Linked DNA regions of Homo sapiens: all the other regions are linked to region 4. A link is a contact called in ENCODE Hi-C or POLR2A ChIA-PET data. All regions are on one chromosome and are shown on one strand. Each heading gives the region's core, a stretch centred on a gene start or an enhancer-like site at or near the end of the contact. The rest is flanking DNA. Distances are from core to core; before and after follow the strand shown.

What was found. Hi-C counts contacts between places; a loop is a spot of excess contacts on that map. ChIA-PET counts read pairs that join two places held with the same protein, here RNA polymerase II (POLR2A). Pooled maps may share reads with other maps.
Region 1: a map of CD8-positive, alpha-beta T cell shows a loop between it and region 4 (6-fold over the local background). The contact joins the promoter of RB1-DT here to the promoter of PHF11 in region 4. A Hi-C loop is called at or near these places in 1 of 168 maps with a recorded cell type or tissue (CD8-positive, alpha-beta T cell) and 7 of 50 pooled maps. POLR2A ChIA-PET finds 5 or more read pairs at or near these places in 1 of 52 experiments (activated naive CD4-positive, alpha-beta T cell).
Region 2: a pooled map shows a loop between it and region 4 (2.3-fold over the local background). The contact joins the enhancer-like site here to the promoter of PHF11 in region 4. A Hi-C loop is called at or near these places in 3 of 50 pooled maps.
Region 3: a map of B cell shows a loop between it and region 4 (3-fold over the local background). The contact joins the promoter of RNASEH2B here to the promoter of PHF11 in region 4. A Hi-C loop is called at or near these places in 2 of 168 maps with a recorded cell type or tissue (B cell and CD8-positive, alpha-beta T cell) and 7 of 50 pooled maps.

What each region holds. Positions count from the first base shown.
Region 1 is chr13:48,302,337-48,305,036 of GRCh38, forward strand. It overlaps RB1-DT (RB1 divergent transcript), which reads right to left and starts at 1,366. Exons shown (of 3, transcript NR_046414.2): 1 at 955-1,366; 2 at 3-156. RB1 (RB transcriptional corepressor 1) reads left to right here and starts at 1,415. Exons shown (of 27, transcript NM_000321.3): 1 at 1,415-1,713. The coding sequence starts at 1,577. RefSeq lists enhancers at 543-1,268, 1,269-1,992, 2,067-2,116, 2,357-2,426 and a silencer at 1,567-1,856.
Region 2 is chr13:48,400,391-48,403,276 of GRCh38, forward strand. The region is part of intron 17 of RB1 (RB transcriptional corepressor 1); the gene reads left to right. It also overlaps a transcript of LPAR6 not described here. Among named protein-coding and RNA genes, the nearest start is that of LPAR6, 11 kb to the right of the region's middle. Within about 2 kb of position 1,286, at least 10 of the 41 ENCODE cell types and tissues checked have a DNase peak (open chromatin) inside an H3K27ac peak, as active enhancers do.
Region 3 is chr13:50,908,365-50,911,064 of GRCh38, forward strand. It overlaps RNASEH2B (ribonuclease H2 subunit B), which reads left to right and starts at 1,427. Exons shown (of 11, transcript NM_024570.4): 1 at 1,427-1,776. The coding sequence starts at 1,713. It overlaps RNASEH2B-AS1 (RNASEH2B antisense RNA 1), which reads right to left and starts at 2,348. Exons shown (of 3, transcript NR_046552.1): 1 at 2,119-2,348. RefSeq lists silencers at 1,242-1,671, 1,682-1,921, 2,132-2,181.
Region 4 is chr13:49,494,524-49,497,291 of GRCh38, forward strand. It overlaps PHF11 (PHD finger protein 11), which reads left to right and starts at 1,430. Exons shown (of 10, transcript NM_001040443.3): 1 at 1,430-1,572. The coding sequence starts at 1,479. The region is part of intron 12 of SETDB2-PHF11 (SETDB2-PHF11 readthrough); the gene reads left to right. SETDB2 (SET domain bifurcated histone lysine methyltransferase 2) reads left to right here. Exons shown (of 14, transcript NM_001160308.3): 14 at 1-480. RefSeq lists enhancers at 236-921, 1,232-1,471, 1,962-2,011 and a silencer at 1,492-1,771.

The DNA of each region.
Region 1 (2,700 bases), core at 116-2,615, 1.2 Mb before region 4:
ACAGCCATGACCTGCTTGAAGGTTCTTCCTGCCTTAGACCTTGCTCAGCTGCTCCAGGATGAGGGGATTTACATCACAGCACAACTGTATTTTATTCACAGCATAAACCATCTCTTTCCTTCTCAGTTGACGAGTTCAGATGGGCAATAACAGTGTCTGCCAAAGAGAAAAAAAAATGTATTCAAACTAGATAATCTATTGGTACAAATACCGAGACACAGAAGTGATAACAGCTTTAAGCCAATGTTTGATGGTGGTAGTCCCAGCAAGCTCTTTTCTGATGTCTTTGTGCCTTTGCACATGCTCCTTCTCTGTCACTGTTTTCTTCATCAAACATAATATAATGGACAAGTGGAATCAAATAGAATTGAGTTCAAATTCTCTGCTACCCATCGGCCCTGGTATTGGACAAATTAACTCCTCTGAGCCTGTTTCCTCATCTGCAACGTAGACTAGCTAATACTACCCATTGGAAAGCGTTGTTTCTTAGCTAATGCATGCAAGGCTTAAAACCTAGATGACGGGTTGATAGGTGCAGCAAACCTCCATGGCATACGTATGCCTATGTAACAAACCTACACGTTCTGCACTTGTATCCCGGAACTTAAAGTAAAAAAAAAAAAAAAAAAAGAAAAGAAAGAAAGAAAAAGAAAAAAAAGGCTGTTTCTGGGGATTAAATAAGACAATTATGTAAGGTGGCCAGCACAGTTCCTGGTACATAGTAAATGTCAGGCCTGCCTGACAGACTTCTATTCAGCAGCTACTGCTCCCCTGAAAATCTTCCTCAGACGTTTCCACGGTGCTTCCCGTTCTTACACCACTACAATCCTTTATTACACTACTATCCGTTCATTCCCCACAGCTCCCTCCCTTCCTTTCCCTAACCAGTGATCCCAAAAGGCCAGCAAGTGTCTAACATTTTCTATCTTCTAAGTGACTGGTAAAGTTCCGCACCTATCAGCGCTCCAAGTTTGTTTTTGTTTTGGCCGACTTTGCAAAACGGATTGGGCGGGATGAGAGGTGGGGGGCGCCGCCCAAGGAGGGAGAGTGGCGCTCCCGCCGAGGGTGCACTAGCCAGATATTCCCTGCGGGGCCCGAGAGTCTTCCCTATCAGACCCCGGGATAGGGATGAGGCCCACAGTCACCCACCAGACTCTTTGTATAGCCCCGTTAAGTGCACCCCGGCCTGGAGGGGGTGGTTCTGGGTAGAAGCACGTCCGGGCCGCGCCGGATGCCTCCTGGAAGGCGCCTGGACCCACGCCAGGTTTCCCAGTTTAATTCCTCATGACTTAGCGTCCCAGCCCGCGCACCGACCAGCGCCCCAGTTCCCCACAGACGCCGGCGGGCCCGGGAGCCTCGCGGACGTGACGCCGCGGGCGGAAGTGACGTTTTCCCGCGGTTGGACGCGGCGCTCAGTTGCCGGGCGGGGGAGGGCGCGTCCGGTTTTTCTCAGGGGACGTTGAAATTATTTTTGTAACGGGAGTCGGGAGAGGACGGGGCGTGCCCCGACGTGCGCGCGCGTCGTCCTCCCCGGCGCTCCTCCACAGCTCGCTGGCTCCCGCCGCGGAAAGGCGTCATGCCGCCCAAAACCCCCCGAAAAACGGCCGCCACCGCCGCCGCTGCCGCCGCGGAACCCCCGGCACCGCCGCCGCCGCCCCCTCCTGAGGAGGACCCAGAGCAGGACAGCGGCCCGGAGGACCTGCCTCTCGTCAGGTGAGCGAGCAGAGCCGCCGTCGCCTCACGCGGGAAGGGCGCCCCGGGTGTGCGTAGGGCGGGCGCCAAGGCGGCTCGGCGGGGATCCGTCCTCGCCAGGGGCCGGGTCCCGGCGGGAGGAGGCGCCCTCCCTGCCCCCCGCCACGGCGGAGCGTCTGCAGAATGGTGACAGGATTCTGGGTTCTTGGGCGAGGGGTCTCGGCTTCAACTTGACAGGTGTCGGGCGGGTGGGGCTAGGGTCCTGAGCGAAGTGACAGGTGCAGTTCCCTCTTGTGAGGCTCGGAGGCAGAGGGTCGTTGCGAGCGTCCATCAGACGCAAAAAATGAAAAATAAAAATACAAAAATGGTGTCTGTGGGAGAGTTTTTCACCGGAGAATTGGAGTACTCCGGTGGTCGTCTGACTTTCTGTTTTGGTTCACGCGATGCAACAGTTGGGAAGTATTTTCTTCCGGGCGTGCACTGCATCTGAAGTCCATTTGTGGGAGAGGCCGACCAGAAAGCCTTGGACAAGAAGCGCAGGGTCCTGAGTGTCCATTGCCCACAGGATACTCGGCTCAGGAGCTTTGCGGCGTTTCCTTAGAACAATAATGCATCGAGGCCTTGGGGACTCAAAGCCATCTGTAGTGATTGATGGAGCGTAACTCTTTAGAGGAACTGAAACATGGGCAAAACTTTCATGAGACATTTACCAGAAGTGCTTGAAAGTTTCTAAACTTTTTTTTTTCCTGTTTGATGAACTCTTCTTGCGTGTTAGTCGGCTTCGGCTTGTCTCATTATTTCTTCCATTTTGCCTTTTGACTTTGAACCAGCAAGGATCTTGGTGTCCCCTCTTTTTGCCTTTGTTTTTGGCACAAAATTAGTGGTTCTGTGCGCAAATGGAAATTTTCGTTTTCCCTTATTAAGTGGAATCTAAATTTAAGCAAGTCCATACGAATGCACTAGATCTTGAAGGGAAGTATTTATTGTATTACAACATCTTACTTTTCT
Region 2 (2,886 bases), core at 36-2,535, 1.1 Mb before region 4:
CTATCTGGTTCCAGAGACTATACTTTTAGCCTCTATGTTGCCTTTTAGTGTATATTAGTTTACTGTTTGGTATGTGCATTGTCATGATTCGTTTATTTGCTCATGTTTTATCTGTGTTTGTATTTTTGTGTTTGTGAGTGTTACTATGCTATGGCAAAAAGGGCCTAGACTTTGAATTAGCGGATCTTACTTAATATTCACAGAAGCCTGGAAGTGTAAACACTGCTATCCCTATTTTATAGATAAAGAGACCTGAGGTCCAGAGATGTCATGTAACTTGCTTTGGTGTGGTTCTGAACAAATTATGTCTCTGTATCTCAGGTTTCCTTGTATGTAAAATAGGGATAACTTTCAGTTGTTGTGAGGAATAAATGAGCATTTATGAGAATAGTAATTAGAAACATAACAATTAATTGTTAGTACCCTTCATTCCTTTTCCTCTGCTATACAGTGATTTCATAAGAACAGAGAACCGAGGATTCAGTTACACAGTATTAACCTGTTTATCTTGGCTTACTATAAGTACAGAGAATTTTTCTCTTCTCTTGAGGCACCCCTCCTCCCCCATCACCTTCTCAAAATGGAAAAAGTTCAGGGGGAAAAGGCATCATGGGACTCCAGCATTGTTAAGTATGGGCAGTGTTCACTGTTATATTACAGTTGGAATTTGTTATGTTGCTTTAGTTATGAATCATGTCAGTAATTACCCTGAGGGTGGTGTTAGTTCACTATTCAAGTACAAACAAGAAGGGAAGTAGCAATGGTAGAAGAATAGCTAGGACATACTCTCTGTACCTAACCTGTGGGATGGAAGCACATATACTCTTATTCAGAGAATTTTATAAAGAGTCATGATGTTAGATAATTACTTGAATTTAGTTTTAGAATTTTCAGTTTGTAAACTTACAGTCAAATCTTAACTGGAATTGTGAGGAAGGGCTCTAGAATTCTGGATATGCAAGAAACAAAGAAGAGAAATAGGAGAAATCGATCCTAATTAGTGTGGCTTCTGAATTTCTGCAGCAAAATAAAAGGCTGTTATTAATTATTGAGTTTACTAAAATTTTAGAACTACTCTAAGGCAATTATGCTTCAATCATCTAAGCTTACTTACCTTTAATTATAAAATAGAACAACTTTTTGGCATTTCATTTTTCCAACTATTTATAGCATGTTTTAAAAACTCTGAACTGTCACGACCCAGTCTGTTTCAACATACACATTTGTGGTCCTTGGTGTTGTTACTAATTTACTTAATTGGGTCTTCATATTTTCAGCTTTTCTCAGAAATGGCCAAATATCAAAGGTATTTTTGGTGTCTTCCTGTAAGTGCTAGATTTAGAACATGATAAGGAAACGTAGAATAGGAAACAGCTGGATTTGTTTCTTAGCCTTTTCAAAAAAGCCTTTTCTTACTTTGCTAAGTTTCAGTGGTTCTTATCTCCACTAAATATAACAACAAATTTATCTTTAAGATTTTGATTATATTCCTTAAGAATTCTTCAAAGACTAACATAAATCTGTCTTGCTATCTTTTAAGTCTGGTCATTTTATCATTATGCCCTTTTCTTATTTTAAGATAATTTAATTGTCTAAAAGTTTTTAAATTTACATATTAAGTAATGATAGTTTTTATATTAGGTTTTATCATTTAGTTTTTTTCTTTTAAACATTAAGATGAAAAAGGTGGAGAAGTGAAATTACTTGTCTTTTACATGAGTCATAAACAAAAATGAACATAGGATACACTAATCCAATACTGAACTTACTATCTGTTCTTGAAAATATAATTTTTTTGCATTATCTTTTTCATAGGAATATCAGACACCTTTAATAGTGTACACTTTTAGATTGGCATCTGATTTAGTTGAACCCACATATTTTAACGGGGTCTTCTGAAAATAAACGTTTGCACATTTCAGTTCCAATGAAGAACAAATGGCCTGGGGAAGGGATGGAGAGTGGTAAAGAAATCCCTTGTAGAAAACCTTTTTTTTTTTTTAAACAGATGAGTCTCACTCTGTTTTCCCAGGCTGGAGTGCAATGACACAATCATAGCTCACTGAAGCCTTGAACTCTTGGGCTCAAGTGATCCTCCCACCTCAGCCTCCTTAGTAGATGTGACTACAGGTGTGAGCCAACACACCCAGCTAATTTTTTTTATTCTTTGTAGAGACGGGGTCTTGCTGTTGCCCAGGCTGGTCTCAAACTCCTAGACTCAAGTGATCCTATTGCTTTGGCTTCCCAAAGTGCTGGGATTAGTCATGAGCTGCCACTCTTGGCCTACAGAAACTATTTATATGTGTCCTTTGCTTTATTTTTCTTTAAATGCAGGTCCATTTTTTCCCCTCGTTTTAGGTAGCTAAGATTATATTGAATCATGTGTGTTTCAGTCTTTGTCATCTCAGGAAGTCTTATGAGACCACAACATAAAGTATAGTAATTTTTGTCCAATAATTTTGGCCATTAGCAAAAATTACCTATATGACATATAAATCAAATGGTATAATTTTTTAGTGCTAAGTCTTAAGTAGTATTCATTTTTATTTAAATAAATTGCTTCTGTTCGTAAAGTACTATATATAAAACCTTTTTACCTTTTTTATATATAAAACCTATGATTCATAGGTTTTATGTCCTATTAAAATATGAGCTAACAATAATTGGTAAAATTAGTTGGAAAATTATCAGTTTTAAAAGAAAATTAAATTGAAGGTTATGTTGTTAGTAATTTAAAGATCTCCTGTGTTTTGATGTAAAAACACTATTTTTTAGCAGCAGTCAAAGGGCTTAAGTAGTATGACTTTTTGTGTAACTTGGATTGTGCAATTGCTTTTAAAAATGAAACTATTTCTCATTTATAATGAGATAATGGAACTCAGTGTA
Region 3 (2,700 bases), core at 177-2,676, 1.4 Mb after region 4:
CCTACAGGAATAATGGGGTGCTCCTGTAGCTGTTAGTAAGACGATGGTGTGCCTGGGGATTTGTGCTATACACCACAGCATCTTCTACAGTCGTTTTGGGGGAGAGGGAAGATCAGAGCAGTACCAATCTGCTGCTCCTTGCCCCAAAACTGGCAAGAGGCGCCTTTCCTCAGCCAGAAAGGCCTCTTCTCCACCAGCTGTGTCCTGCAATCAACTGCAGCTGTATTGGTCTCACCCCATGGGAAACAGGTTTGAAGTTAAAAACCTTTTCAGAGGGCCGAGATAAATTTAGTGCTGCTAAATTTAACTATCTTCAAGATTAAACATGAAAAGCAAAGTGCATGAGTTATGTATATTATTCTTTCAATTGTGCAAAAATAAGACATTAACTTGTTTTTGCATGGAAAAATTCTGCAAGAATAGAGAAGAAATGTTAACAGTTACCCCTGGGATCTGGGATAAAAGAGATACATCATGCTTTTCTTTAAAAAAAAAAAAAATAGGTTTTTGTGGATTTTTTTGTTTTTGTTTTTTTTGACAGAGTCCAGCTCTGTAGCCCAGGCCAGAGTGCAGTGGTGGGATCTCGGTTCACTGCAACCTCCATCTCCTGGGTTCAAGTGATTCTTGTGCCTCAGCCTCCGTAGTAGCTGGGATTACAGATGTGCACCACCACACCCAGCTAATTTTTGTATTTTCAGTAGAGACGGAGTTTCACCTTGTTGGTCAGGCTGGTCTCCAGCTCCTGACCTCAGGCGATCCGCCCGCCTCGGCCTCCCAAAGTGCTGGGATTACAGGCCTGAGCCACTGCGCCTGGCCCGTGCTTTTCTCTAAAGTATGAAAGGAATATGTACTTTCTTCTTAAAAACCATGTACCAAACAACACTTTTCAATTAAAATGTTATTTTTAAAAGTTTAAATCCCCAAATTTCATGGCTCTAACTTTTTAAACATCACTTTTTAAATAAATGTCTAAGTTTTTAACTCAGTATACAGCGTTCTCCAAAACAACAAATTCATATTCTGAGCCCAAAACTGTGCACCTCTTTTAGTGATGAGGACGGAGTCCAAATTGAGGACATCCCTTGTAGCTCACAATGCACACATATTCTCACATCAATAGCAACACAGAATGCAACTGATGACCAATATATATTCACAAATAATTGAGGACCATGGCTAAGAGTTGCATTCGGATTCCGATGTGACTGCTATTGTCCTTAACACGGACTAGCTCCAGGTGAGTCCCCCGGCCCCGGGGGTGTGGCGGGCGTCACCCGTTGTCCGGGCACACACCCCGCAGACCCAATCCTAGCCCGCTGGCTAGACCATGGAGGGCCGCTGGGTGCAGCCACAGAGCGCGGGGCCCCGGCGACCCCGCCCCGCTCCGCGTCACTCGGCGCCCTGCGGCGCGCGATGAGCACCTACCACTAGCGGAGCCGCGAGGGAGAGGCCGCGGCCCCTTCCCGTTGCCTGCGGCCACCGGCCGGCATTCAGAGCCCCTCGCCTGGCGCTAAATTTAAAAACGTAACACGAGCAGCAGGCTGGTCTCGGAAACGAAACGAAATTCGGTCCCTGGGCCTCCTCCCGGGCGCTGCCGGTCCCTCAGCGCGCCGCGCCACCCGGAACAGACCCTTCTCCCGCCATTTTCGGCGGGGCTGGGAGACTGAGGCCCGCGGCGCTGAGCCTGCGGCGCCCCGGAAGAGGCGGGCGGCATGGCCGCTGGCGTGGACTGCGGGGACGGGGTTGGCGCCCGGCAGCACGTGTTCCTGGTTTCAGGTAAACACGCGCGCCCGGGCGGCGGGGTCGGCCCAAGAACTGGCGGAGCGGCCCGCGACCCCGGGCGCGCCGCCCCCCACCCCGGTGGCTCCCACTACCCGGCCCGGCGCGGGATGGGATTCTCTCTGGGACAGCTGGCCCCGCATTTTGGTCACACGTCATAGCAAGCCGCGGTTTTCAAACCCGGAAGCGCCGAAAAGGACCGAGCGTGTTTCCCGGGCCCTGATCCCCGGTGGCTCGGGTGGGAGGGTGGAAGCCGACTCAGCCTGAGGGGAGCCACGCGGGTTCGCGGTCACCGGTGCGCTGCGGGCCCCGGAGGTTTCTGCCCTTGGTGTCCCCTACCTGGCAGCTGGCCCTGCTTCTGTGATCCTACTGGGTTGGAACCAGGGATCCAGTAGGCTCGAAGTGGCCTCAGACGGTGCGCAGTTTTAAGAAAGCAAAGGGACAGGCCTGCAGTGGCGAGGCAGGAGGGAAGCGGGATGGGAGTCGCGGTTAGGCCAAGGGTAGTTCAAAGCGATTCAGCAGGATGATGACCACAGGAGTGCTGGAGCCGGGCCTTTCAGCCCCCGTGTGGATGATGACCGGCCATCCAGGACATGCGAGGGCTTGGGACAGTGGACAGCCAGTGCCACACAAGGAAGGACCGATTAAATGACACAGTTAAAGGAATTTGGCCTAGGGAGTGCAAGCCAGAAAGGTTTGGTCTTTTTATATATGTAACATTGGAAAAAAGGAACATCTCCTGTTCCCTGTATTAAGTTTTGACTTTAGCTCAGCAAATGCAGTGTTTGTGGCAGTAAATATACTCTGATAACAATATTCTTTCCCAGGAATTTAGAGTTTTATGATGGTTATTGAAAATGTTTACATGACAGGCTGTCAATAATATTTTTTGCCTCTAAAAATAAAACATACATAAAGTGT
Region 4 (2,768 bases), core at 180-2,679:
TTTACTATGACCTACCTGAGCTATCTTGCTGGGGAACACCCTAATGTCAGTCTCTTTATAAAGGGCCTTTCATTTTGGCCTGGCAAGAAATACTCTTTCATCCTCCTGCATGGAGGGCAAAAAAAAATTTAAAAATTGGCTGCTAGGGTCTGTCTGCTCACTTCCCTGTTTTGCAGACCCCACACTCTTCTGCAATTCATTTCATAGTTGTCAAGACTATACAAATTGTCCTTTTTAATGTTCTCTCTTCTGCTATCCCTAGTTGGCAGTCTTCCTCTTTACAACCTGCTGAAAGTGGAAGACCTCCAGTTTTCCTTTAATTCCTCAGCAAACCACCAACTATTATATGTCTTTTTTCCAGAACAACTTATTTTTTAACTATAATTATATGCATTTATGTTAGATTCACTGAAAACCTCATCTTGTATGGTGCTCTGTACCCTATGGGTGCTAAATAAAGGCTTGCTACTGGCAACTGGATTTAGGATCGGCTAATTCTGCGTCCTTTTAAGATATGCTTATTTAAGCCAAACTCGGTATGATAATTTTTTTTTTTTTTTTTTTTTTTTTGAGAGGGAGTCTGGCTCTGTCGCCTAGGCAGGAGTGCAGTGGCGCGATCTTGGCTCACTGCAACCCCCGCCTCCCGGGTTCAAGCGATTCTCCTGCCTCAGACTCCCGAGTAGCTGGGATTACAGGCGCCCGCCACCAAGCCCGGCTAATTTTTGTATTTTTAGTAGAGACGGGGTTTCACCATGTTGACCAGGCTGGTCTCGAACTCCTGACCTCGTGATTCGCCCACCTCGGCCTCCCAAAGTCCTGGAACTACAGGCGTGAGCCACCGCGCCCACCCGGCCAGTATGATAGTTTTTAGGAGGAACCCTCAGGAGAGTGATTGTTTCTCCCGCTGTGTTGTGGGGGGTGGAGTAGGGAAGCCTGGCGTTTGGGGTTTTTTTGTTTGTTTGTTTTTTGTGTGTGTTTGTTTGTTTGTTTGTTTTGAGACGGAGTCCCGCTCTGTAGCCCAGGCTGGAGTGTAGTGGCGCGATCTCGGCTCACTGCAAGCCCCGCCTCCCGATTCAAGCGATTCTCATGCCTCAGTGTCTGGAGTAGCTGGGATTACAGGCACCCGCCACCATGCCCAGCTAATTTTTGTATTTTTAGTAGAGACGGGGTTTCACCATGTTGGTTAGGCTGGTGTTGAACTCCTGACCTCGTGATCCGCCCTCCTCGGCCTCCCAAAGTGCTGGGATTACAGGCGTGAGCCACTGCTCCCGGCGTTTGGGTTTTTTAAGCTATTCAAATTAAGACTAGACTGGAATCTGGAGCAGTGTGTGTGACAACCCCTCTCTGCACACCCAACTTTCCCCGGGCCGGCTAGTGACTCAAAGCGACAGCCCAGATTTAAGAAAACGAAACCTAGTGCAGCTGGGGCACTTCCGGGATCTCGCTATCCGGCCGCCACCCGCAGCTGCAGCACAGTCATGGCCCAGGCGTCGCCGCCCCGGCCCGAGAGGGTGCTCGGCGCCAGCAGCCCGGAGGCCCGGCCCGCGCAGGAGGCGCTCCTCCTTCCCACCGGTGTGTACCGCGGGGGCGGGCGGGCGGGCGGGCGGGGCTGGGCAGCGACGGGCCCGGTCAAGGGGCCTGCCTTCCGGTCGTGGCCGCATGGGGGCCCGACCTGCCCCTACTCCGGGCCGGGGCCCTAGACGCCGGGGCGGCGCTGGACGAACTTGGCTCACCACTCGCGTGCCTGTTGGTGGGGGAGGGGGCCAGAGGACAGGGCGCGGCCCAGGCCAGTTCCACAGGTGGCTCTGACTGCCCATGGTTTCGCGCGAGTGGTGGGCACGCTTCGGTTTACCTCCCCCGCGGGTGACAGCCCAGTGCTTCCACCACAACCGATGTCAACTCTCCTAGCGCCCCTCCGCTCACCGGTAAACCAGGACAGTGGAGGGGCGCCCTGATGCGGTGAGGCAGGGGGCGGCCCTGAGGGAAGAGCTGGGTCTCACGTTCACGGAGGACGTGACTGGAACCCGTCTCCCCTTCTCCAGTCGTTCCAGTCCTCCCCGGCCCTCTACTTGAGTGGGTGGGTCTTCTGATGGGTTCCTGCCCTTGCGTGTGTGTATAGCTCCAAACGGTGTGCCAGGCTCAGGGCAAGGTCCTGAGCATACAAAGATGAGTTAGGCAGACCCTGCCCTAGAGACTCTACTAGGCAACTTTAATGAGGAGGTCAGAACCACAGAGGTACAGATGAGAGACTCCTGACTCCCAGTCTTCAGGGAAAGCTTTTTGAGGAGAGGATGGCTGGGCTTACCCTTTTTTTTTTTTTTTTTTTTTGAGAGGAGTTTCACTCTTGTTGCCCAGGCTGGAGTGCAAAGGCGCTATCTCGGCCCACTGCAACCTCTGCCTCCCGGGTTCAAGCGATTCTCCTGCCTCAGCCTCCCGAGTGGATGGGATTACAGGCATGTGCCACCACGCCCAGCTAATTTTGTATTTTTAGTAGAGAGGGTTTCTCCATGTTTCATGGGCTTACCTTTAAAGGGCAAGACTCAGCCAAAGGTGGAAAAGTTGAAGGGGTGTTCCCAGCAGAGAGGATGACACAAAGGCACCAAACCACAAAACGTCACACGTAAACATCATACGTGGCAACCACAAGCCAATCAGTTGGATATTTCATTCATTGGTATACATATGGACTGTAAGGTAAGTCACGGGAGATGCGCTTCCATCCTGACCTCTTCCTCAAACTCCAGACTGGTATAACCAACTTCTTCCAT